Linked DNA regions of Homo sapiens: regions 2, 3 and 4 are each linked to region 1. A link is a loop called in an ENCODE intact Hi-C map of the cell type or tissue named here. Cell type or tissue: sigmoid colon. All regions are shown on one strand. Each heading gives the region's core, and the rest is flanking DNA. Links, peaks and the distances in the headings are about the cores only.

What was found. A loop is a pair of places that touch in the nucleus more often than their neighbours do. Peaks named below come from ENCODE experiments on the same cell type or tissue, not always from the same donor. Only the 100,000 strongest peaks of a DNase experiment are listed, where the experiment ranks them.
Region 2: it touches region 1 in a loop (3.0-fold over the local background); 29 of 110 quality-filtered maps call a loop at or near these places.
Region 3: a loop joins it to region 1, with 1.9 times the contacts of the local background. A loop is called at or near these places in 7 of 110 quality-filtered maps.
Region 4: it touches region 1 in a loop (2.1-fold over the local background); 14 of 110 quality-filtered maps call a loop at or near these places.

The regions. Positions count from the first base shown.
Region 1 is chr1:183,232,868-183,237,867 of GRCh38, forward strand. LAMC2 (laminin subunit gamma 2) reads left to right here. Exons shown (of 23, transcript NM_005562.3): 15 at 1,500-1,579; 16 at 2,708-2,863; 17 at 3,593-3,737; 18 at 4,485-4,637. Among named protein-coding and RNA genes, the nearest start is that of LAMC2, 49 kb to the left of the region's middle. RefSeq lists a silencer at 1,947-2,241. In sigmoid colon, for the core only: a CTCF peak has its summit at 2,303; DNase peaks (open chromatin) are centred at 1,834 and 2,344; H3K4me3 peaks cover 932 bases; H3K27ac peaks cover 1,554 bases.
Region 2 is chr1:183,135,194-183,140,193 of GRCh38, forward strand. LAMC1 (laminin subunit gamma 1) reads left to right here. Exons shown (of 28, transcript NM_002293.4): 25 at 1,193-1,392; 26 at 2,476-2,634. LAMC1-AS1 (LAMC1 antisense RNA 1) reads right to left here. Exons shown (of 3, transcript NR_149048.1): 3 at 3,209-3,387. Among named protein-coding and RNA genes, the nearest start is that of LAMC1-AS1, 3.6 kb to the right of the region's middle. In sigmoid colon, for the core only: no CTCF peak of the experiment used is centred there; no DNase peak of the experiment used is centred there; H3K27ac peaks cover 452 bases.
Region 3 is chr1:183,314,877-183,322,817 of GRCh38, forward strand. The region is part of intron 1 of NMNAT2 (nicotinamide nucleotide adenylyltransferase 2); the gene reads right to left. Among named protein-coding and RNA genes, the nearest start is that of NMNAT2, 100 kb to the right of the region's middle. In sigmoid colon, for the core only: a CTCF peak has its summit at 3,822 (motif pointing left); DNase peaks (open chromatin) are centred at 3,440 and 3,785; H3K27ac peaks cover 583 bases.
Region 4 is chr1:183,176,734-183,184,674 of GRCh38, forward strand. No RefSeq gene overlaps it. Among named protein-coding and RNA genes, the nearest start is that of LAMC2, 5.6 kb to the right of the region's middle. RefSeq lists an enhancer at 4,268-4,387. In sigmoid colon, for the core only: no CTCF peak of the experiment used is centred there; a DNase peak (open chromatin) is centred at 3,728; H3K27ac peaks cover 979 bases.

The DNA of each region.
Region 1 (5,000 bases), core at 1-5,000:
GCTGGGCTAGAGTATTGAGAATACTGCTGTGTTGGGAGACCTACTTGTAGATCTCACTGACTCAATTTCTGTCTCTCAGTGGCTCACTTTCTGTTTCTGATCTACCTGACAGGTTGTTGGACTTCTTTTCCTTGCAACAGTCACATCTATTTATGTCTTTGGCCTTCTGAAGTTTCCTATTTTACTGCATTATGTTCTTCTCCTAAGTTCATTTATTTCTAACTACATCCTCATCTTGGCCCTGCCTCACCTCCCTTCTGCATATCTCCTAGCTTGTTAGCTCCCAGAGGGCAGGATTTACTTTAGTTCATATTTACTTTCTCAGCCTACAACACAGTGTATAGCTGTGGTAAATTTCTAGTGTATGAATGAATGGATAAATGAATGAATGAATGAAAAAGGAAGGAAGGAAAGAAGGAAGAAAGGATGGAGGAAGGGACAGAGGGAAAGAAGAACAAAGGAAGAGAGTAGGGAAGGAAGGAAGGAAGGAAGACATGGTTTTGAAAATGGGAAAAAAATGCTGCCAGTATGATTTTCTTGATGTAGTTTGTAATGTGGTAGGAGGGAGAGATTTGATTGAGCACTCTTCTATTTCTGAATAAAGAAGGTTATGGTAACAATAATGTAAATGGATGGGTGGGAGATGAATAGAGGAAGTGGAATGATAATCAGATACTATAATGAGGAAGTCACATTAAAAATAATGTGTATTGATTGTTTCCTTTATTACAGAAATGTTTGTTGTAGAAAATAAATAAAAATTCTCTATGATCCCATTACTATCAAATAACCACTGTTAAAATTTGGAATATATTCTACTGGACTTTAAATTCATATAAAAAATGTACATGTATATATTTTTATTTTTATTTTTTTTGGCTTCCAGCAGGAAAAGAATTTTTATTTTACTTTGTTGTTGTTTTGGATTTTTTTATGTATATATATTTTAATGCATCTATATCTATATACAGACTTTTTTGAACTTGGATTTCTTTGCTCTTGTCTATACATACTTTTTTTTTCTTTTTTTTTTTTCGAGATGGAGTTTTGTTTTTGTTGCCCAGGCTGGAGTACAATGGTGCGATCTCGGCTCACTGCAACCTCCACCTCCCAGGTTCAGGCGATTCTCCTGCCTCAGCCTCCCAAGTAGCTGGGATTACAGGCATGCACCACCATGCCTGGCTAATTATTGCATTTTTAGAAGGGACGGGGTTTCACCATGTTGGTCAGGCTGGTCTTGAACTCCTGACCTCAGGTGATTCACCCGCCCTGGCCTCCCAAAGTGCTGGGATTACAGGCATGAGCCACCACACCCGGCCTATACATACTTTTTAAAAATAGAATAATGGTGAATAGAGGCATGGTGTAAGTGTCAGGGTGTGGAACCCTGTGTGGCTAATGACAAGTGGTTCTGACAGGACAGATGCACCTGCTTAAGTTCCATGGCCAAGTGCAAAGCCTTAACCGATTCGCCTTAACCGATTCTCCTTTTCCCACAGAACATTCCTGCCTCAGACCACTACGTGGGGCCAAATGGCTTTAAAAGTCTGGCTCAGGAGGCCACAAGATTAGCAGAAAGGTGAGCAGCATTAGAGGGCACCTCTGCTTCAAGCCGTCTCTGCAAGGCCAGACTTGAATAAGAGTGTAGGGTATTAGGGACCCAAGCATCGTATTTATTCTCTCCAGGCTCCTTTGCAGCCATTCCCTACCTTGAAACCAGTTTTTAACCACTTGGCTTTTATTGTATGTAAGTGGCCACTGGGCAGGGTCATTTGGCAGGAGTTGGGGGTGAGGGTGTTTCTTTCCCACATTTCCCTATGACTCACAGTATGGCTGTGTTGTATGTCAGATGTGATTCCTCGGGCCACGTGAAATGAATCAGCCCTTGGAAGAGAAAGCTCTGCAGCTTTCAGGGACTCCCACACCAAGCCTGGGAACAAGTAGCAACGAGTTGTTTTTTAGCCTGTGGGGGCCAAGACTGCAGAGGGGGAACTTCCTCCTGAAAACCGGCTCTGCAGGGCCCCAATGATAACACGCAGCTCCCTTCATCCTTGGCTCTGACTAGAAATCCTACGGTGTTTAAGAGGTTTGCTGGTAGCGGTCTGCTCAGCAGGGTGGCAGGCTCTGTTAATCCCAAGTGGAATTCAGTCAGCGGAAGAGGGCTGATTTGTATATTTTGTAACATGAGCTGCCTCCTGAGCTCGTTTTTAATTTTGTTTCTTTGGGTTTTTTTTAAAGAAGCACTTTTTAGAACCAGGAGGAACCAAAAGTATCCAGGGAATTTTTATAGACATGCTTTGTCCCCCTAGTGGTGGGCCCAGTTTAGAGCTGAAGCGAAAGTGCGTAAAGGTTGGATCCTGGGTGAAATAAGACCTAGAGGTTTCTTCCTGCAGCAAACAGCTTACAGATGCAGTGTTTTATCACCTGAGACTGCTCCCACCCATCTCCACACTCCACCCCGCTCCGGGACTCCAGTGATTATGCCATAAACGGAAAAGATCACTACAAGGTCTATGACATAAGGCGAATTCTCCAAAACACTTTCTGCTTCTTGACAGCACCTCTAATTCCATGTAATTTGAGTCAGTTCTGTAGGGTTTTTCTAAATCAGACCAGCTCCCGTACTCTTTGCCCTTCGTGTAACTGAACAACCTAAAGGAAGCCCTTTGCGTGAAAACTCTTATTCTTTTGTTTTTAATCCTTTCAGCCACGTTGAGTCAGCCAGTAACATGGAGCAACTGACAAGGGAAACTGAGGACTATTCCAAACAAGCCCTCTCACTGGTGCGCAAGGCCCTGCATGAAGGAGTCGGAAGCGGAAGCGGTAGCCCGGACGGTGCTGTGGTGCAAGGGCTTGTGGAAAAGTACGTTCCTACGGGTCCTCCCGTGGCTCATTATACCTTGGATACTCCCAGGGCAAAATGCTAACCGTACTTGAGGGGCACCATGCTAGTTGTAAAAAACATATTATTAATGATAATAAGAGGGCCGAAATCATGGGAGTTTTACTTTGGGGAAAAGCAGATATTTTTAAGACTGGAAGAAAAAAAGATTGGTTAGTCTAAATAAAATTAATGTTTTGATTGAGATTACAATACTGGGAGGTATGGTCACCCTCTGGTGTTTGAAGGGTGTGAATAAACCCATCTGATGGCATGGGGAGATATAAAAATACAGAAATATATTTCTGTTATCAAGAAGTGGGGAATTTGGGATTGAATTTTTCTGACCCAACCTGTGTAAATTAAAAGGCTTATGTTTAGTGGAGAGGGACAAGTATCTGATAAATAATTTTGTTTGGTTCTTCTGGTTATTCTAACTACATACTTTCAAGACAACAGGGTGAAATTTTGCTTTTGTTAAAAAAAAAGGGGGGGCCAGGTGTGGTGGCTCACTCTTGTAGTCCCAGCTACTTGGGAGGCTGAATTGGGAGGATTGCTTGAGCGTGGGAGGATGAGGCTATAGTGAGCTGTGATCACGCCACTGCACTCCAGCCTGGACAACAGAGTGAAACCCTGTCTCAAAAAAAAAAAAAAAAAAGAATTCTCAAAGTCCTCTTTTTATTACCGCCCCCTCCCCACCCCCAACACCAGATTGGAGAAAACCAAGTCCCTGGCCCAGCAGTTGACAAGGGAGGCCACTCAAGCGGAAATTGAAGCAGATAGGTCTTATCAGCACAGTCTCCGCCTCCTGGATTCAGTGTCTCGGCTTCAGGGAGTCAGTGATCAGTCCTTTCAGGTGAGGGCATCTGGCCTGTGTGCTTGATATACAGGAGGGCCATAAATACTTTCTTTTCTGGGGGTGCCATAATATTGTTCAAACATTCAGCTTTTTCTCCATGTTGACCATTTCTGTTTTAGAGTGGGAAGAGTATTTAGCCTTCTCATTACCCATTTGCTTGTTCTTAAACCACAATCCTAGTCTCTGGAAAGGATTTGACCCATGCTAAACCTATTACTGGATAAAAGTTTTATGTATCTTCCTTAGTTCTGGGGATTGTTGAAACCTGTGGAAAATTTTTATAAAGTTTTTTTGTTTACGCTTGAGTCCAACCTATAGTATATCTCTATGTATAGCCACTCTGAGATGACTTCTTCTCAAAAGTTTTGCATTGTTTCTGCCATCAGTTCCTTTAACAATTCCAAACTTATTCGATTAAGAAGATTTTGTTTACTACCTATAGAAAAAAAAATTCACAATCCCCATGGATATATGTTCCCATGAATATATAAACTAACATGTAAACATTTAAAAAATGAAAAAGAACAGAGACAAAGCCTGTTTGACATTGAGGGGACCTGCTGCCTTACTTTCATTGGGCATACTGACTCATTTTTGTTAGGTTTTGGGCCTGGATGGCTAGTGACTATTTTCTTGGCTTCTTAAGGCTGTTGCTATTTTCAAACAATGGTGCCAGGTCCTAACAAGGCTGGTGTGGTAACTGGTAAGCAGAAGTCAGACTCCCTGGTTTCTTTGGGCTCATAGGTGGAAGAAGCAAAGAGGATCAAACAAAAAGCGGATTCACTCTCAAGCCTGGTAACCAGGCATATGGATGAGTTCAAGCGTACACAGAAGAATCTGGGAAACTGGAAAGAAGAAGCACAGCAGCTCTTACAGAATGGAAAAAGTGGGAGAGAGGTATTCTTTTGTTAATTCATTCACTCAATAAAGATGTATTGAATGCCCACCATATGAATAAATATGGCAAGAAGAATAATCAAAAGCTCTCTGACCAGGCACGGTGACTTATCCCTGTAATCCCCGCACTTTTGGAGGCCAAGCCAGGAGGATCGCTTGAACTCAGGAGTTTGAGACCAGCGTAGGCAACGTAGTGAGGCCCCCATCTCTACAAAAAATAAAAAATAAAAAAATAGCTGTGCATGATGACACGTGCCTATAGTCCTAGCTACTTGAGAGGCTGAGGCGAGAGGATCACTTGAGCTCATGAGTTCGAGGCTGCAGTGAGCCATGATTACACCACTGTACTCCAGCCTGGGTGAC
Region 2 (5,000 bases), core at 1-5,000, 98 kb before region 1:
CCACTAGAGTGATTTTTTTTTTTAATCATGACTTTTACCATATTTATTACTTCATCCCCAACTCCCTACTTTTTTTATGCTAAAGTATTTCAAAGGGAAATCCCAGAGCTCCTGTCATTTTATCCCTGCATACTTCAGTATGGATTTTTTTTTAAAGATGTTTTCTTATTAGGCAAACTCACATAACCAAGATGCCTATTTAGAGAACTTATATAGGTAAATGGAGATTATCTTTCATTTTCTCTGCCAGTGGCATCTGATTCTTTGTTGTTGTTTTTTTTTCTTCACCCCAGATAGAAGAGAAATGTGACCAATTCACTGAGCAACTGTGAATTCTTGTCTGATAAAACAGTCATAGGTTCTATAAATAGAGAAGCTTTACAGGATGCTTTACAGGGTACTAGTTGAAAATATGGGCCAGGCACGGTGGCCTGTAATCCCAACACTTCGGGAGGAAGGATCACTGGAGGCCAGGAGTTGAACACCAGTTCCTCACTGGGGAATATAGTGAGACCCCATCTCTATAAAAAAAAATTTTTTTTTTAATTAGCCGGGCATGCTGGCACATACCTGTAGTCCTAGCTACTTGAGAGGCTGAGGTGGGAGGATCCCTTGGGCTCAGGAGGTCAAGGCTGCACTAAGCAGTGATTGTGCCACTGCATTCCAGCCAGGGTGACAGAGTGAAACCTTGTCTCTCAAAAAAAAAAAAAAAAAAAGTAGTAGTTCAAAATATGGACTCTGGTGTCAGTGGGCCTTGGTTCAAAACCCTGCACCCTGCACCACAGGTCATGTAACTTCTTTAATCCTCAATTTTCTTATAAAAATGATACAGCCTATTTTATGTCAAAGACACAAAGCTCTTAACTCAGTACCCGACACACAGTAAACACTAAATAAATTGCAGCTTTTAATAATGGTTGAGGTAGTGGTAATGGGATGCTCAGCGCTCTGCATTTTAAAGCACATTGTTGAAGTAAGAATTCTATTTCCAGAAACGGAACATTTCTATAACACTAACTGGGAGACCTATTCTGTAGAGATGTGTAATTTCTAAAATTTCAGCCCATGCTCTCTTCCATTTTTTACCCTGACTTCCATTGTTCATAAAACAAAATCCAGTTGGAACTCCCTGAAAGGCCCCCTTTTTACTTGTTGGGAGTTTAGCTCAAATGTGTCCTTGAACTTGTTTCAGATTTTGATAGGCGTGTGAACGATAACAAGACGGCCGCAGAGGAGGCACTAAGGAAGATTCCTGCCATCAACCAGACCATCACTGAAGCCAATGAAAAGACCAGAGAAGCCCAGCAGGCCCTGGGCAGTGCTGCGGCGGATGCCACAGAGGCCAAGAACAAGGCCCATGAGGCGGAGAGGATCGCGAGCGCTGTCCAAAAGGTGTGCGTTTCCTCTTCTCCAAGAGTCCCTGCCCATATCTTTCTCTGGTCACTTTCCAGTTTCTTTCCAGACCCTCAGAGCCCTTGCAGATTTTTTTCCTGAACTTCAGTAAAATTGTCTTAAACCATATTTGTCTTTTTTTTTTTCTTTTGACTAGGCATGAGAGTAGGTATCCACATTGAGGAGGGGAACTCAGTAAAAGGGTGCTTTACTCTAAAATTTCTACTATGTCTCAGTGTGAGGTCTGGCTTCAGAGGTCTATAGAGCCCATTCCCACAAAAAATCAGACTTTTTCTAAATAAACATTCTTCTTTGACCTAGACAGGTGGTATTTATTTCAATACTATGTAGTGTGCCTTATCAATATAACTTTCAAGTCCCCCTTTCAAGTATATTGCCATATGTAAGCCACTCCTAGGAGAGACTTCCCATAGCTGCCATTGCTAGGATTCTTTGAAGTCATCTTCAAGAATAATGTTTTTTAGTTTGGCTTTCTCTTATTTCAAGGTCAATCTGTTTGTTTTATTTAAAAGAGAGATTGGAGCAATTTTAGAATTAGGTATTTAAGAATCAGAGAAACCTCTTAGTTTCCTTAGAACAGTTGGCTTTTGGATTAATTATATTTTATAAAATACTCATATTTCAGGATTGTGGTCTTTTTGTACATTATGATGAACTGCCAAGAATGAACCAAGCTAGCTTTGAATTTAAATTTTACCTCAGCGAAAGCATCTAATCAATATGATGTCGTAGAAAGTGTATGCCATTAAATGTTTATCATTTGCTGTCTGTATGACCCCAACTAAAAATAGCAATAATAGAACAGAAGTTTCCAGGATTAAAGAAGAGGATACAAATGAAAGTGCTAGATAAAATACAAAATGTTATTATGTGGGTAGTAATTTTTTTTATGATTATTTATAACCCAAATTGATAATGTAAGTCATGAGATAGTATAAATCAATATATTATTATTTCTGGATTATATTTTTAAGACATTTTATAAATTATAAAAGGAGCGGGAGCATACTTGAGAAAAAGGAAAGCTTTTTTAAAAAAAGTACAATTTTCTTTTGTGCCTAGAATGCCACCAGCACCAAGGCAGAAGCTGAAAGAACTTTTGCAGAAGTTACAGATCTGGATAATGAGGTGAACAATATGTTGAAGCAACTGCAGGAAGCAGAAAAAGAGCTAAAGAGAAAACAAGATGACGCTGACCAGGACATGATGATGGCAGGGATGGTAAGAGGTTTTGGTATATTTGCTCATTGGCAGAAAGTGAACAGTGTTTAATAATAAAGATCCCCCACTTGTTGAGAAGAGTCTTTTTTATATTGACTTCTGTTTTTCATCACATTGTCTCGTCAAGAATTGGGTTAGTAGCTTACATAGAAGACAAAGAATTTGGATCTTCTGCCAGGTAATTTTGTTGCACAATTGTCCTGTCCCAAAGTTACTCAGTTAAAAGTAAAACATTGCTTTACACGTTTGAGGTTTTAGGACATTAAAAGTATGTGTTTATATTTTTCACTGGGTAATTCATAAATGTTAATAAAAAAGGAATGCAATGAAGTTAATTTTCTTCTTATTCTTGTTCTCCCAGCACCTTTAGAGACAAAGACAAGTTTCTTGTATATAAGAAATTTTTGAAGATGGCATTGTCTACCACCCCACCAAAACATATGAAACTTACATCTAGTTTAATTTTTCACGTTTTGTGATAATGTGTATGCAAGGTACTATTTGTAACAAAATTGACTTGTCAATGGATGGCCCAAGGAAGAACTAAGGTCCATTTTTCTGTTCTATGCTATATTTTGCTTTGAAAAGACTTTAATGGAGTCACAGTAGGAATATTCTTTTTCCAGTTGGGTGTAGCAATCACGGTAATGACATACACGAACTTGTGGTTACTTGCTCACTTTCAGTGGCAAAGAAGAGGCCGTCGTTCACTGCTGCCAGAAAACATAGTCCCTCAGTGTGGGTCATTTTCATCTTGGGATGGAAAAAAGAAGTACAAAGCCTGTTAATCTCAGTAAAAACTCTAGGGAAGTGATAAAGGAAACTATCTCTGTGCAACCACCTAATTTTATTATGCTTTTTACAGGTAGGGGGGTGGATGTTGGTTTGGATTGTCCTGATTTTCTCCGTTATGGTGTGGCTCAAGTAAAAATTCCCATAAAGGTGTCTGGGCGCAGTGGTTCACTCCTGTAATCCCAGCACTTTGAGAGGCCGAGGTGGGTGGATCGCCTGTGGTCAGGAATTCGAGACCAGCCTGGCCAACATGGTGAAACGCTATCTCTACTAAAAATACAAAAATTAGTTGGGCATGGTGGTGGGTGCCTGTTACCCCAGCTACATAGGAGGCTGAGGCAGGAGAATTGCTTGAACTTGGGAGGTGGAGGTTGTAATGAGCCAAGATCACTCCACCCTGGGCCACAGAGGAAGACTCCGTCTCAAAAAAACAAAAATTCCCATAAAAAAAATAGATGTTTCTCACATGTTGAGCATATATGGATTTCATTTTTAATATGATTGTAGAAACATTAGATTTAAAGCATATTGAAAAAGAAAACAGTATATTCTTTAGGAGCTTCAAAAAAGGGTTTTGGTTTAGTTCAAAGGGTGAAAGAAGATCTTTTATTATTTTGGTAAATAACTTCTAAGGAAACAAACCACCCTCACATGCACTATCTCATTTGTATTTCTGTCAATTCTGAAAGGCCAGCATTTGGCCAGTATTATTTGAATCTGTATTGTATTTTTTAACCAGAAGAATGAAGGTTTATAGCTTCATTCTTTTGGAAGAGGAGGCTGGAGACCACAGGTTAAATGCAGGTGCATCGCTCTTGGCCGGCCCTGGCAGGGTCCTTTCTCCCTCCTTTTACACTCGCAGACAAGCTTGTGGATGCTCAATAAGGACAGCTGCCGTTTGGACAGAGATTAATCATTTATTTGTGAAGGTTTTTTCTGCCTTGCTTTCTTGTTCTTTTTTAAATCTTCACATTGTTTTGATCCCAAAATGTTTGTGTTGTCCTTACTCAAAACTAGGAAAAACAATTATGTGGTAAGAGGCTCAGAGCCACTTACTTAAATCTCAACTAGATTTATTTGTGAGAACATCTGTTTTCTGATATTTAGACACTTCCTCTTCCATTGCTGTTTCCTATGACTCATGCACAGTTATTTGTTCAGGTTTCATGGAATTTCCCAAGTGTATTTACCTTTGTTTGGTTTTTAAAATGTAAATTATATTGCCCCAATAAATGAGTATGTGTGTCAGGGGGACTGTGGCTGGGTCATTGCATGTGGAGGGGGAGTTTACAGAAGAGAACTCCTAGAAGAGCTTTACTTAACTATGAAAATTTTCAAAGAATAGGACATTTCTAATAAGTCCCTAAGAGTGTCCTGAAGGACATGTTTTGGTTCTGAAACATAGTTTCTATAATCATCCTTAAAAAATAACTTGTTTCTGCTTAATAGGCTTTACTATGAATATACCTCCATATATTATTGAGTTAGAATGTGAGAAAAGGAGATTAATTTTTGAAGTACAAATATAGTGAGTTAGTGAGTGTAGGCATCCTGACTGCCTAGTCATAACTTTG
Region 3 (7,941 bases), core at 1,791-6,790, 84 kb after region 1:
TTTAAAGACAAACCAACCAACAAACAAACAACAAGCAAACAAGCAAACAAACCTAAGAATTCCCAGCCTAAAGGTAAATTGCTCTCATACAAGTGTAGTAACTTATGGGGGAAAAAGTCGTACACTTTGTATATGCTAGTTTTGCGAAAGTACGTTTCTAACATCAGCTCATGCAGATTTCAAAAATCAAAAGTTTAACACCCCATCTTAATATTAAACCAATCAGATTTTTTCTCTTGTCATTCTGATCATTGGTCTATCTCAACAAAAATATGGGGAAAAAATAGAGGCAAATATTCACTTGGCCATCCGTCATGCTGTGATGGCTGTCGATAGCTGATTCTGAAATCACTCGGGGCAGACACACAGATAGGAATAAAATACTTTCACACATATTTTTAAAGGGTCAATTGATATCTCAGTTGTTTTAACAAAATAAAGAATAGCACTAAGTTCACCACTGACAAAGTATTTCCACATTGGTGAACACTCAAAAATGTATCACGCATGTCGGTAACATGTGCAATAACAAGTCTTGAATTCCTTCACAAGGTACAATACACAGAGGTCAAGTTGTGTGTGTGCGCTTGTGTGTGTGTGTGTGTGTAATTCAATCCAAATTAAAGACATCATATCCAAACTACTTTTAAAATATGAGTAGCTTTGGGAGGCCGAGGCGGGTGGATCAGGAAGTCAGGGGTTCAAGACCAGCCTGGCCAAGATGGTAAAACCCCGTCTCTACTAAAAATACAAAAATTAGCCGGGCATGGTCGTGGGCACCTATAATCCCAGCTACACAGGAGGCTGAGGCAGAGAATTGCTCGAACCTGGGAGGCCGAGGTTGCAGTGAGCCGAGGTCATGCCACTGCACTCCAGCCTGGGCAACAAAGCAGACTCCGTGTAAAAAAAAAAAAAAAAAGCAAAGAATGCCTAATGTAGATGACAGGTTGATGGGTGCAGCAAACCACCATGGCACGTGTATATCTATGTAATAAACCTGCACTTTCTGCACATGTACCACAGAACTTAAAGTAAAAAAATAAAAAAATAAAATGAGTAGCCCATGAACTAAAAAACCAACAAATTTAGAATAACAAAAGTCTTTAATTTTTGATTCTTAGAGCTTTTTCTCCTTAATTACTAAAAATCAAACACCCACCTTGGGAGAGGAGTCAGCCAGGACCTCTGTTCTTGGGCTGTTTCTGTCCATCCCTGACATCCTCTGCACATCAGGATGTTTGAGGCAGCGAGGCATGCTCTCCTTGGGAATGGAGGTGACATCACAGGCCCAGAGTCCCCACTGACCCTGAGTGCTCCAGTTCCCAGGGACTTCCTCCCTGGAATCTGGAATTCATTTTGGCACAGGTCATGGAGAGCCATGCGAACAATGAAGAGGGAAAGGGTGGCAGGGCTCAGTGTCTGTGTCACCCAGGGTCTGTTGCCCCCAACTCCTCCCTGACATAAATGGCTGCTCTGTGGGGTGGGGAGCTAAGAGGAGAGGGCTGGCCCCTCTGTCTCCTGCAGGCCCTCCAGCTTGAAAAGAGAGCAAAATCCATGCCCCCTCACCTCCCCATACACATTCTTTCTGACCCATTTTCTTTCATGTCTGTGGAGATCAGATGCTGAGTCAAACGGCAGCCCTGGATTTCTTCCTGGGCTGCTGCAGTACCAGCTGCAGAGCCAGGGCTCGCCAGCCCCCCACCAGGCACCTCGGTCCCCTGAGCTGTCCAGGCACGGGGGCCTGAGGGACTGGGCACTTTACTTCCCTCTGGAGGGCAGGCACTGTGTCTCATCCAGCTTGCTGCCTTCCTCAGCTCCTCCCCCACAGCCCTTACCAGGGCTCCTTCTATATTGTTGATACTCAGCAAACATTGATTCATTGGGTAAGTGAACGTAAGCAGAGCTTGCCATAGGGAATATTATTCACTAGGTAAAATGTGTTGGAAATAACCCTTTATCTGATTCCCCTTCTTTCCACTTATAGAAATTGAGGTGTTTTCCTCCGGTCCTGCATTTTGGGACTCTAAGTCAGCATCCTTGGCATGCCTGTGTTCCAGATCTCCATCCCCCATGCCCTCAGCTAGTTGTTACCTAGTAGTCAGACACTACTAATCACTAGACCTGTGCACATTTGATAAATGTTACCTGATCCACATACATTTTAATAAGAGCCCCCAATGTCTCTCCCCAGAAGAATGTCTCTAAAATGGGAATTCCAGTAACCTGTGTCAAAGTGGAGTAGACTCTTCTAAATGGGAACCGTCGGGTCATACCTCAAAAGTGGCAGCCTCAGAGTGGGGTGGGCCTGGCTGGTCAGCCGTTTTATCCCAGAAAGTAGGCTCAGTTTCATCCCCCCGTATTTCAGCCCACATCCTCCAGCATACCCTGAGCCTGACTGATGGATTTTTTCTTTTTCCTTTTTTGAGACAGGGTCTGTCACCCAGGCTGAAGTACAGTGGCTACCTCCTGGCTCAAGTGATCCTGCTGGGCTCAAGCGATCCTCTTGCCTCAGCCTCTCAAGTAGCTGGCATTCAGCCACCATGTTCAGCTAATTTAAAATATTTTTTGTGTGTGTGGAGATGAGGTCTCACCACCATGTTGCCCAGGCTGGTCTGGAACTGCTGGGCTCCAGCTATCCTCCTGCCTGAACCTCCCAAAGTGCTGGGATTATAGGCATGAGCCACCATGCCTGGCCTTGACCCATGGATTTCTATGTACTCTCTTACCCACTCCCTCATCACCTACAATCAAGTCACCTCTTGCCAGTCTTTGGAAGCCGAGAAGACTTTTAGAGTTGACTCTGTTTTCCTCTCATTTTACTGGCCAAGAAGTGAAGGCCCAGAGACTGCCTAAGATAACCCCAAGGGCTGGAAGTGGATTCATGAACCCCCACCCAAGTCTATTAACCCCAGGGCTTTTGACACTAGCAGAGGGAAAGGCTTCTACCCAGATTAATGACAGGGGCTATTCAAAGATTCTTGACCAGTGTCCAAAAGAAAAAAATATTTAAATTAGCATCCACTATGGGCTGGATTCTATGCTGAGCACTAGAGTCACAGGTGGTGCACCCACTGTGAGACACAAATACACAAACAGACAAACACAATACAGTGTTAAAGGAGCTGTAATAGCCAAAACGTCTGAGTGTCTATTATGTTCTGGGCACTGTTCTATAGCCTTCACAAACAGTTATTCTAAGGGCAGAGGTAAGCTCATGGCCCTATGGAAGCTCTGAGTTCCACTGACACAGTGGGAAATTGGGCTTCGACTCCCAGACATCCGGCCTAGGCTAGCGAAGTCTCTGCCTCACCTCCCCAGCAGGCCCTGGGACCCCAGTGACATGGCCTGAGCCCTGGATCCTAAGACCTCCTCTCACTTTTGTGTCACTGGGACTTCTGTGCCCCAGCCTGAAGTCCTCTTGCCTGTCTGCAGGCTACAGTCTGTTAGAGAAAAAGTCCAGGCCAGATGAGGAAATGGGGCTCTGTCTTTGGGATGGGAGGAGAGGGACTGCGGAGGTGATGGCCCACAGGTGGGGAGGAATGACTTGAGTTCTGTGCTCGGAAGTCAGGGCAGCTCTGCAAGATTTTTTCCTGGCCAGTTTTGGATTTCCAAAACCAGAGAGAGATTCATTGTGTTTGCCTTGAGAAAGGAAATCCCCCAAACAGGACGATGGGGGAGGAATTTCTGAGGGCAGAGAGTTTCTAGAACTGAGAAGGGAGGGTTTAGGGAGGCCAGGACAGAATCATTGCACAACCCTGCTCTCCCTGGGAAAAACCCTCAGTCCTTCCTGCCTTGAGCCAGAGGCCACGGGCTCCATCTGCTGAGAGCTTGTAGAGACACACATCAAACAAGTCCCAAACTGCTGACCTCTACTTCTACCTTTGCTGAACTCCCTAAAATCCGATACAGGAGCAGAGGTTTGGGGCCTGGGAGCCTGGGGCAGGAAAGAGCCAAGGGCAAAGAAGTACAAGCCAGCTATGGATTTTTAACATCATTATTTTGTTGTTATTATTTATTGAATCATCACATCAGCTCTATTGGAGGTGGTATCATTAAGCACAATTTATAGATGAGAAGTTAAGGACTTGCTTATAAGGGCAGAAATGGGAATCATATAGGGACTCAGAGCCCCTGCATTCTCCTCATTGCAATGCTACTGTCTTGTGGGGACACAGGCGTGTGCATGCCCCATACCCCCACATACACACTACCTACCACTGTGCTGCAGCAGAAGCTATGCTGAAGTAGAAGTCAAGATTGCTGAGCCCAGTCCTGACTCCACTGGAAACTGGCTGGGGGCTCAGTTGACTCACCCCAAAAAATCTGCTCCGGTTACTTCCATTCTGCCAACATCGAGCACCTACTGTGTACCCGTGCTGAGTGCCAGGAATACAAGAATTTAGAAAATGAAAGTCCTGCCCTGGAGGCATTTACACACCAGTCAGACTTATAAACACCAGAGAATGACTTATAAAAAGATCACTTCAGCACAGTGCCTACATTTCCAAGCAGTTGTAAAGTTTAAGTGAGATGATATATGCCACTGTTTAGAAAACCCAAGAACTGCCCCAATGTTCTCGAGGTTGAGCCAGCTCTCTCAGAGGCAGCAGGAGAGTCACAAGCAGGCTGGGACACTCTTGGTCATCCTTCCCTTCTCAGCAGCGCCTCTGGCCAAGGCCAGGCCTGCCTTCAGCTTCCACTTGCCATGGTGACAGTGCCATCCTTGGTTTCTTCCCTCCTTCCTTTCTTCCTTCTTTCCTTCTTCTCCTCTGCCTCTCTCTCTCTCTTCCCCTCTCTCTTTCTCTCTTCCTTTATTTTTTGGTTTCCACTATTCTATGTGTCCTCAGCAGGGAAACCGGCAGGATATTCCTCCTCCATCTGACAAGAGTCAGAAATTGGGGAACTTCCATAGCTGTGGGGTTGAGAGTGGGATGCAACTTAAGATGACCCTGGGAGGGAGTTTTCCATGATCTGCCGTGTCTTTGAGCATCTGCAGTTCCCATCCTCTCATTCCCGTTTTTCTGGACTTATCTCATTATGGTAGGAAAGTCATTTATTCACCACTATTAACAGCCTCTCCCCTTCTCTGCCCATGGCGGGGAATTCTGGGATAGCTGCTGTCTCTCTGGCTGAACTAGGGTAAAGGGAAAGGAGCGAACTGAGTGAAACCAGACAAGGTGAATTGATTTCCTCTAAAAATTAACTCTGAGTTCCTGATGAAGGAGAAATAAATAGATCCTGAGGATGAGATGAGAGGAGAAACAAGATGAGAATCTTCTGGGCTTAGAGAGAATTGTTAGGAATGAGGAGAGAGGTGATAGTATTTCAGAGGTAGTATATGTGAAATATACAGAGAAAGATAAAGTTTTTGAAGTGCTGCTCTAGTTTGAGTTGAACATCCTTTTGGTATTCTTTGAGAGATTTTGGCAGAGATTAAAATTTCTGGCCAGGCACGGTGGCTCACGCCTGTAATCCCAGCACTTTGGGAGGCCAAGGTGGGCAGATCGCCCTGAGGTCAGGAGTTCAAGACCAGCCTGGCCAACGTGGTGAAACCCCTGTCTCTACTAAAAATACAAAAAATGAGCCAGGTGTGGTGGCGGGTGCCTGTAATGCCAGCTACTCGGGAGGCTGAGGCAGGAGAATCGCTTAAACCCAGGAGGCAGAGGTTGTAGTGAGCCAAGATCAACTGCACTCCAGCCTGGGCGACAGAGCGAGACTCCATCTCAAGAATAAATAAAATTTCTTTGTGAATTACTTTTTGGATACCTGACAGTTGTTTCTCTGAGTACATCATGATGTTAGGACTGGGTCACGAGACAGCTATGTTTTACCTGGGTTACACCAACATTCACAGAAGTTGATCTAAAGTCATCTGTCCTAACCTCTTCATTTTACAGATAAAGAAACTAGGAGCCAAGCAGGTCACAGTTCTTTGTTTCTTTCCTTACCAAACAGTGGAACTGCCTCTGTCCTGCTGTTGCCAAAAGGGAAGTAGGGGAGATTGGTGAACAGAAGAGAAGAAAGAGAGAGAAGTCATCCCTTTTTATTTCTTTCACTGGCAAATTTGATTTCTCAGCCACTTTGGCAAGCAATTCTAGTCCTTTCTGTGTCTTTTTAAAGTTATGTGGCTTGGGGTAGATGGCCTCATATCTGAACCTTAGGTTTCTCCTCTATAAAATTGGTTTAATAAGAACAATACTGCAAGATTTAGGGGCAGTTGCAATTCGATTACAGAAGTGTAATTCCACCTACATGTGTGTGCTGAAGTGAAAAAGCCCATTCCTTCGTCCCACCAGACGGAATCCTTTAATTTCAACTCAATTTCATAAACGTCTTTCCCCACATACAAAAAGGATAAATTCCTCCCTTCTATTTTCCTTTACTCTTTCCTTTATTATGTTCATGAAGCCCAAACCATATACATAATAAAGGGCTAAGAGAGAAAGAAAAGCAGGACCAGAGGAAGCCTCAGAGGCTAGGGTAGGAAAGGAGTTTATTTAGATGAAAGAGAAAGAGGTTTGAGAATGGTAGTGCCAGAGCAGCTTTAGTCTGTAAGGTATTTGAATGGAAACAGAAATATTTGGCCAGGCGCGGTGGCTCACACCTGTAATCCCAGCACTTTGGGAGGCCGAGGCAGGTGGATCTACTTGAGGTCAGGAGTTCAAGACCAGCCTGGCCAACATAGTGAAACCCCATCTCTACTAAAAATACAAAAATTAGCTGGGTATGGTGGCATGTACCTGTAATCCCAGCTGCTCCAGAGGTTGAGGTAGGAGAATAGCTTGAACCTGGGAGGTAGAGATTGCAAGATTGTGCCACTGCACTTCAGCCTGGGCAACAGAGTGAGACTCCATCTCAAAAAAAAGAAAAAAAAAAGGAAGAAAAAGAAACAAATATGTTACTTAATGTTACTTGGACTAGATTTTTGGTTTTTGTTTTGTTTTGTTTTGTTTTTGTTTTGAGACAGGGTCTCGATTTGTCACCCAGGCTGGAGTGCAGTGGTGCGATCACAGCTCACTGCAGCCTCGACCTCCTGGGCTCAAGCGAACCTCCCACCTCAGCTTCCTGAATAACTGGAGCCACAGGCATGTTCCACCACATTTGGCTAATTTAAAATTTTTTTTTTTTTGTAGAGACAGGGTCTCACTTTGCTACTCAGGCTGGTTTGGAACACCTGGGCTCAAGTGATCCTCCAGCCTTGGCTTCCCAAAATGCTAGGATTATAGACATGAGCCACCGCACCCAGCCTGGGCTAGATATTTGGATGCCTTTAATAACCCTCACATTAAACACCGAATTCCTTTTAAATTATAAGTAAAGACTGAACAGACTTTCCTGAACGTGACACCCCTCTGAGTCTGAATTACATGGGTTTCTGGATTCACAAGGGTTGCAAATGTGAGAGATCATGTCATTTGACTGTGATTTCCTTTAAGGGAGAATACGTTCAGGTGTGTATGGTCCCAGGCTGTCAGACCTGGGTATGGGGGCCTCATGCTCTACTTCTTCATTACCTTGTACTGCACCTGCAGCCTTGAGGCTCAAAGGACAATTGAAACTTTAGGGCTAGGTACCTTCTTCTCATCTAGAACGATCCTCCTCCACCTGACCCATCCAGCTGGGCAGATTATTCCCCACTCCTACTCCTGCTCCTCCAAAGCTGGGCCTGTCCCAATTGCTATCCCCAGCTGAGAGCTCCCACAGATTACCAGACCAACAGTCTACAGACTGAGCAGCGGCAGCTCTCAGGGGATCAGTGATCCACTACCTGGGTCCCAATGGCCCCTCAATAAGCGATCTGGAGCCTAACCTCTTCCCCATACCCAAATCATAGGATGAAATTTTCAGGACCACACAGCAAAGCCTAAGGCCCTCCCAAACACTTGAGACTATTTAAGGTGCAGTCCCATGATTTAAAATACCATCTGTCTGCTGACATCT
Region 4 (7,941 bases), core at 1,224-6,223, 55 kb before region 1:
CCTTTTAAAAGATAATAGGCTGGGTGCGTTGGCTCACACCTGTAATCCCAGAACTTTGGGAGGCCAAGGCGGGCAGATCATGAGGTCCAGAGATCGAGATTATCCTGGCAAATATGGTGAAACCGCGTCTCTACTAAAAATACAAAAAATTAGCTGGACACACACGCCTGTAGTCTCAGCTACTCAGGAGGCTGAGGCAGAAGAATCGCTTGAACCTGGGAGGCGGAGGTTACAGTGAGCCGAGATCACGCCACTGCACTCCAGCCTAGGTGACAGAGCAAGACTCCAACTCAAAAAAAAAAAAAAAAAAAATATATATATATATATATATATAGAGAGAGAGAGAGAGAGAGAGAGAGAGTGCAAGATTAAAATCTAAAAACCAAATCAACTGGCTAGGCGCGGTGGCTCACGCCTGTAATCCCAGCACTTTGGGAGGCCGAGGCAGGCGCATCACCTGAGATCAGGAGATCGAGACCACCCTGGCTAACACGGGGAAACTCCATCTCTACTAAAAATACAAAACATTAGCCGGACGTGGTGGCGGGCACCTGTAGTCCCAGCTAAGCCGAGATCACACCACTGCACTCCAGCCTGGGCAACAGAGTGAGACTCCATCTCAAAAAAACCGAATCAACCAAAGCCCCCAAAATCTTTCTTAAAAGGAGATTTTCTACCTAGAGTTCAAGTAATACATATCCATGTGTGTGTAGAATTTTTAGCATAAGTGTAATCCACTGTAAACCAAAAAGTATCTTAGACAAATCTCAATCAATTTAGAAGTTTAGAAGCCAAAGTTAAGGGCATCTTACACCTGGAAGACAGACCTATGCCTTTCTCCAAAAATGATTTTGAGAACTTCAATATTTAAAGGGGAAAGGGCGGATATTAGGAAAAAAGGAAGGAATGTTTTGAAGGTGTATATAGATAAGAGGCCAACGGTTGCATTCTTTTGAGTCTTCGATTAGCCATTCACATGTAAGGGTGGGTAAAGGAATAGTCACTTATGTATTCCTTTAGCTCAGCGAATCAGCATTTTTACATAAGATAAAATACAGGGCAGAGGAAGTGATCAGATATACATTTGTCTCAGGTGAGTAGAGGGATAACTTTAAGTTCTGTCCTTTGTCCCGTACCCATAAAGATAAGCTATCAGTTTACCTTGTCAGGGTGAAATTCAACAGAACTTGATCTTGGGGCCCACAAGGAATTTCCTAGTGGGCAAATTGTGAGAGAGGTGTGTAGCTTTTTTATCTTTGTAACTATCTTATTTAGAAACAAAATGGGAGGCAGGTTTGTGTAATGCAGTCCCCAGCTTGACTCTTCCCTTTGGCTTAGTGATTTGGGGGTCCCATGATTTATTTTCCTTTCACACCACTTTATGTTTACCTGAGGCACATAGATGTATTCAATTCCATATAAACAATTTTGTTGCAAAACCACTTAGCCATATTCTGCTTAAGCTGAAATTTTCGAAGTAAATTATAAGGGTTGTATTAATAGAGGACCCTGAGAAAAGAAAATAGCAAAGGCATTAGTTAATTTGATAAAGCAATGACAATTAAACCTTGTTTTACTTTGTATTCATATAATAAAAAACAGAGCACTGAAATAGTTGTCCAAATAATTCAGGCCTAAAATAAATTCACCTAAAACAGCCAGGTGGTGAGGCAAATGTGTCATTTTGGTTTAAGTTGTCTGAATCACTGAATTAATTTTCCTACTTAATCTAAATAAACATATTGAGACTATGAGAAATTTTTAGGTTAGTGAGGAAGGTCTCTAGATTTTTCTGTGATTATTTGTAGCTCTCTCCATCATTAGAGCGCAGTGGAATAACCAATCTGCAAGTTTCCTGCAAAAGAACCACCCAGGAATGTTTGGGGATTTCTGTGTAACCCAGCCCTAGAAAAGCTGAGTTCGGAGATATAGCTACTAAATTCTTGAGCTCTTGCACAAGCTCAGACTATTATCACTATGCCGAAAATAACTTCCAGTTGTTCTAAGGCGTTCAAGAATCGAATTACTTAATAACGTACTCTTATATCTGGATTAAGGTATCAGACCAACAGAAAACCATGCAAGATCTGATTGGATGACATAAAAGGATGTTGCATAAGAATCGAAGCTGTCATATGCTGAAGAATAACAAAGGTAATATGACAAGGAAAATGCACCCCTAATAGCCAAACCTTGTTTATTGCTTACCTGCTGCAGAGGGGTGACTATAGAACATACAGTGTATGTTATAAGGAACAGGCATGTCATATTTTATGAAAGATTTTTTAAATTATAGAGCGTATTTGTTCAGTGAGTGGCTTAATTTGTTTTTATATTGTAGTTGAATAATAATTCTAGAGAGAGGTATCGGTGTGGATTTGTGTGGGAGCCTGGGTAACCTCAAAATGAGGATAATAATAACACCTGCTTCATGGGATGGTGGTGAACAGTGAACTCCATAATCCCTATAAAGGCTCTCATCACTGAGCTGGGCGTATGCAGAATATTCACTACAGTTTGGCTATTAGTATTGTAATTGTCAAGATTATTATCAGACATTGAAAACACACCCAAAGTTTCCCATTTAAAGGCAGAGGACAGGTTTCTAAATGCTATAGAGTTTTTCAGACTTTGTAATTTAAATTATTAAAGGTGGAAAAATTCAGATTTAAATTTAGAAATACATTTAGAAACACTGTTTCCTGAATTCATTTCTTCCTTACAAAGGCAAAGGTAGGATCTCTGATCTAAGGGTAGCCACCTCTCATTTCTAGTTTATCTTGTCAAGGCTGCATGTGATACAGCCCTGGCCCCCACCACTGCAATGGAGACAAGATTTTCACTGCAGTGGTCTCCTTTGCCTCTCATTCAAATTCGAATATCTATGGTCCAAGCATAAGCATGGTTGAGGAACCATGGGCAATGTTTCATCTACTAATCAACATTTCACAGATGCACGGATGCCCAAATTTCAGTTTAAGGGAACACAACAACTGACACAGCCTTGAAATCTACTAAATGTCCCTCTCTCAGAATCTTTTGTCCTCTGTTTTGTTCTGATTTTTTTCTGTGTCTATTTTGCTTTCTATCAGCTTATGCCCCTCTTCTCTGTGCTCCTTCCCAATTTTTTTTTTTTTTTTTGTCTGAGATGGAGTCTCGCTCTGTCGCCCAGGTTGGAGTGTAGTGGCGTGATCTCGGCTCACTGTAACCTCTGCCTCCTAGGTTCAAGTGATTCTCCTGCCTTAGCCTCCCAGGTAGATGGGACTACAGGTGCATGCCACCACGCCTGGGTTATTTATTTTTTATTTTTTTATTTTTAGTAGAGACGGAGTTTCATTGTGTTGGCCAGGCTGGTCTCAAACTCCTGATCTCAACTGATCCACCCACCTTGGCCTCCCAAAGTGCTGAGATTACAAGCGTCAGCCACCACATCCAGCCTCATTTTTTTGTATTGTTTAACTATTAATTGATTTGAATATTTCTGTCTATAATAGCTACACCAAAAAAGATGCAAATGAAGTTCTTCTTCATGTGTTGATTTCCCACCACATCTCTGGCCCAGGTGTACCATCAGCCAACCACAGAAAAAGGATCATGTCCCTTTAATAAATAAACGGCATTACTTCAGTTCTGGTCTGGCCTCTACCGCTCCCTGAAAACTAGCTGTGGGCACACCACATATGTTTCTGCATAAAATGGAAGCTTGCCACTTCAGCCAGGGTTTTGCTTCAGAGAACATTGTTTTCTGGAGTCTGGCCAGCCTCAGAGAATTTACCCAGACGATCCAGGAAACACTGAACCATTTCCATTTATGGACATTTTCCTTTACCAATTAAGAACAAAGGGGAGTTAAAAAAATTTTTTTTTCCTGATTGCTATATTTTACATTTAAAATTGTAATGTGAATGCTGACATAATTAGAACTATCTGGGGAGATTTTTTAAAAGGCAGGGAACTGGGACCAACAGCCCTGTCCATTGCTGGCATGTTAACAGCCAGTACTTCAGTTTTTATCATAAGTGAGTTTGAAAGAGGATGACATGCCAGACATTCCTTCTGAAAGTAAACTAAGGTAATGATGGAACTCAAGGGAAAAATCAACATGTTACTTATAATTCTATTTGGGGGGTTGGGTGGGGAGATGACCATTCTGTGAAATGATTTATACAGCACTGTAGAAAGAAAAGTCCCCTGGGTGATGACTGTGAGCTGCAAAAGCAACAATGAACAAAGGGGACTTCCAGGGCCTCAGCCTTCCTGGCCACACCCGGTGGGAATGCCCCAGTCCTTTTCCGCTCTGTGGTTGGAGAACTTCTACGTAGAGCATTATCCTCACCAACACAAGGAGTTACACTCTAAATGGACAAATTTGGGGAGGATCAGATGAAAATTCAAGCGCTCACTTTCTAGAACAAAAGTCTGAGATGGGTTTAAAATTCATGCTCCTATGCAAACATTTCAAAAAGCATCTTTTACTTTTTGTAAATTGCCAAAACAGGTTTCCAGAAGAGGGCTCCTCCTGCAATGCTTGGGTGATGTCTCTGCCCAAAGGTCTGAGCTGGCCACTTAGTGCTGATCCAAACCAGCAGAGATGGTTTTGTCAGGCCTGGTTTTATCACACAACTTATGCAAACACTGGTATGTTTCCAGTGGTTGCTTTGAGGTTGCACATTTGAATTAAAGTATCTGAATTATGAAATATATTCTTTTGAGATTTTCTCTTTTTTATATCAGTTTATTGAGACATTTTGTATACAATCCAATTTTAAGTGTACAATAGAGTTTTTTTTTGTGTTTTTTTTTCTTTTGGAGACAGAGTCTCGCTCTGTCGGCCAGGCTGGAGTGCAGTGGCACGATCGATCTCGGCTCACTGCAAGTTCCGCCTCCTGGGTTCATGGCATTCTCCTGCCTCAGCCTCCCAAGTAGCTGGGACTACAGGCGCCTGCCACCATGGCTGGCTAATTTTTTTGTATTTTTTTTTTAGTAGAGACGGGGTTTCACCGTGTTAGCCAGGTTGGTCTCGATCTCCTGACCTCGTGATCCATGCGCCTCAGCCTCCCAAAGTGCTGGGATTACAGGTGTGAGCCACCACACCTGGCCTTTTTTCTTTCTTTTTTTTTTTTTGATACAGAGTCTCTTTCTGTCGCTCAGGCTAGAATGCAGTGGCATGATCTCGGCTCACTGCAACCTCCGCCTCCCGGATTCAAACGATTCTCCTGCCTCAGCCTCCCAAGTAGCAGGGATTACAGGTGTGCACCACCAGTCCCGGCTAATTTTTGTATTTTTAGTAGAGATGGGATTTTACCATGTTGGCCAGGCTGGTCTCAAACTCCTAACCTCAGGTGATCTGCTCACCTCAGCCTCCAAAGTGCTGGATTACAGGTGTGAGCCACTGAGCCTCACCAGCAATTGATTACTTTTGACCACAGTAATATTTCTTTCATCCTCCAGAAGTATCCTCATGGCCCATTGCAGTCAGTCCCTGTCCCTGGCAACCACTGATCTGCTTTCTTGCTTTGTAGTTTTACCTTTTCTAGAATTCATTTAAATGGAATCACGTAGTATCTGGGCTCTTGTGCCTGGCTTGTTTTAGCACAATGCTTTGAGATTCACCCATGCTGTGTATGTATCAGTAGTTTATTCCTTTTTGTTACTGAGTAGTATTAAGTTGACTTTTGTCTGGATTTGAAAAAATATATATTTATTTGGGCCATATGGAAAAGCAAATAGATTTTTGTTTTTGCTTTTTTGAAAAGCCATGTGTTAATTAAAGGTAATCCTAAGAATACATTTAAATCTTTACCTTTACCTTTTCCTTGAAATGTAAGATCCCTACCTGTCTGAAAGTGAAGTTTTAAATTCACAATTTTTTTTTTTTTGAGACAGAGTCTTGCTCTGTTTCACAAATTTTGAAACAGGCTGGGCACAGTGGTTCAGGCCTGTAATCCCAGCACTTTGGGAGGCTGAGGCGGGAGGATCACTTGAGGTCAGGAGTCCAAGACCAGCCTGGCTAACATGGTGAAATCCCATCTCTATTAAAAAACACAAAAATTAGCCACGTATGGTGGCACCTGCCACCAATCCCAGCTACTCAGAAGGCTTAGGCAGGAGAATCGGTTGAACCCAGGAGGTGGAGGTTGCAGTGAGCTGAGACTGTGCCACTGCACTTCGGCCTAGGTGACAGAGTGAGACTCCATCTCAAAAAAAAAAAAAAAAAATTGAAACATTTGGTAAGAAAATCTGTATGTGAAGGAAATTTCCAGATATGCAGCAAAAATATGAAATAATTAATAGCATCCAAGTAATTATTGGTAATACGGGCATGAACCTGGATTAGGCCAAGAGTTCCACAAAATTGTAAAATAATGATTCAATAATTAATTAGATGGATTGAAGCAAAAATTTCATCTTTCTCATATGGTGTTTGTTAGTAATTTTAACAACAGAAAAATGATTAGTGCTCACTCAGAGATAATAATAATTTTTAAAACAATAATTATTGTTCTTATTATGGCTATATCTGTATAGTACATATTATGTGCCTGGTGCTGTTCTGAGCCCTAGATAATTCATTAACTCTAATAACCCTACTAGGTAAGTGTTTTAATATTATCTCCATTTTATAGATTAAGAAACTAAGGATCACAGAAAGCAAAGTAACTGCTTTGATGAATAGAAGCCAGGATTTGGCCCTGGGAACCTGCCTAAGCCTCAACTTTTGGCCACTAGAACTCTCTTAACCTCAGGAATGCACTAGAGAAGAATTCTCAGATTGGTAAAAGGGGTCGATATTGTCCCTGAGCAAGGTAAGGGATGAGGCCAGAGCAGGGGCGTCAAGCCTGAGCCAGACAGTTGTTTGGATGTGTGGAGAAGCCCAGAATAAGGCAATGTGAAGAGGTGGGAACTGAGAAAAGTTGGGGAGTGCCTGCCTTAAGGCGTTTACATTTTAAAAATATGTTTTAAATCCTGCACTGTTCACATAAAAGAGGCTGCTGGTGGGTCTGGTGCCCAGGGGCCTGTGCCCATTTGCTGCCCCTGGTCCAGATGACCTCTGGCAGTCCTTCCAGAACTAACATCTTGGGAAAAATTAGAAATATTTGTTCAGAGTCTTTTGTGACTTGAATTTATCGATGTAGGCCAATAGTCTACAATCTGGCTAGGTTATAATGGTCATTGATAAATAACTTTTGATTGCATGTTGAATTCATTCAGTGTTGTGAATTTGTCTTTGTTTTTTATGGTACTTTTTAATCTGACGTAACAAAGAGCTAATGGATTGTGGAGTCATATGGCCTGGTTTTGAACCTTGGCTTTGCAACTTACTAGCAGTGTGACTTTGAGCATGTTACCTGACTTTCGCATGCCTGTGTTTTCTTGTCTGTAAAATGGGGAAATTAACAGTACACCTAATTCATAAAGTTGTTTTAAAGATTAAAAGTTTAATGAGATAATGGATTTACAACAGCGACTGGCAAATAGTAAGCATTACTTATGTGTTTGTATTGCTATTATCACTGTCCCAAAATGATGCTAGATGAAAACATCTGTTCCAACTTTTAACATATAATAAACTATAGCAATCTGCACTAAAATGAAATCTTCCTTCAAGACTTTATTTTGTAGGGCCCTGTTCCTTGTTCCTGCAGGACCGTGGTGAATTGCACAACAAAGATGGGACTCAGGGACAGGACCTCAGCCTCCACAAGGCACCAGCGACTAGAAGGGAAAATTCTAAATACCGTCTCTGTGAACTGAAACCTTAGCTGTAGCTGGAGACTCTGAGTTTTGAGAGAGAAGAATATTTGTGTAATTTGTTTGAATCCTGGGCAGAGTAGAAGAGAATCAAGCCTTGGATGAGAAAGTTGGAGTTTCTTTTCTATTCCTCAGGTTTTATTGCTGGAGATTTTAGAATAGGTGTCAGCCAGTTTGCAGCAACCTGTC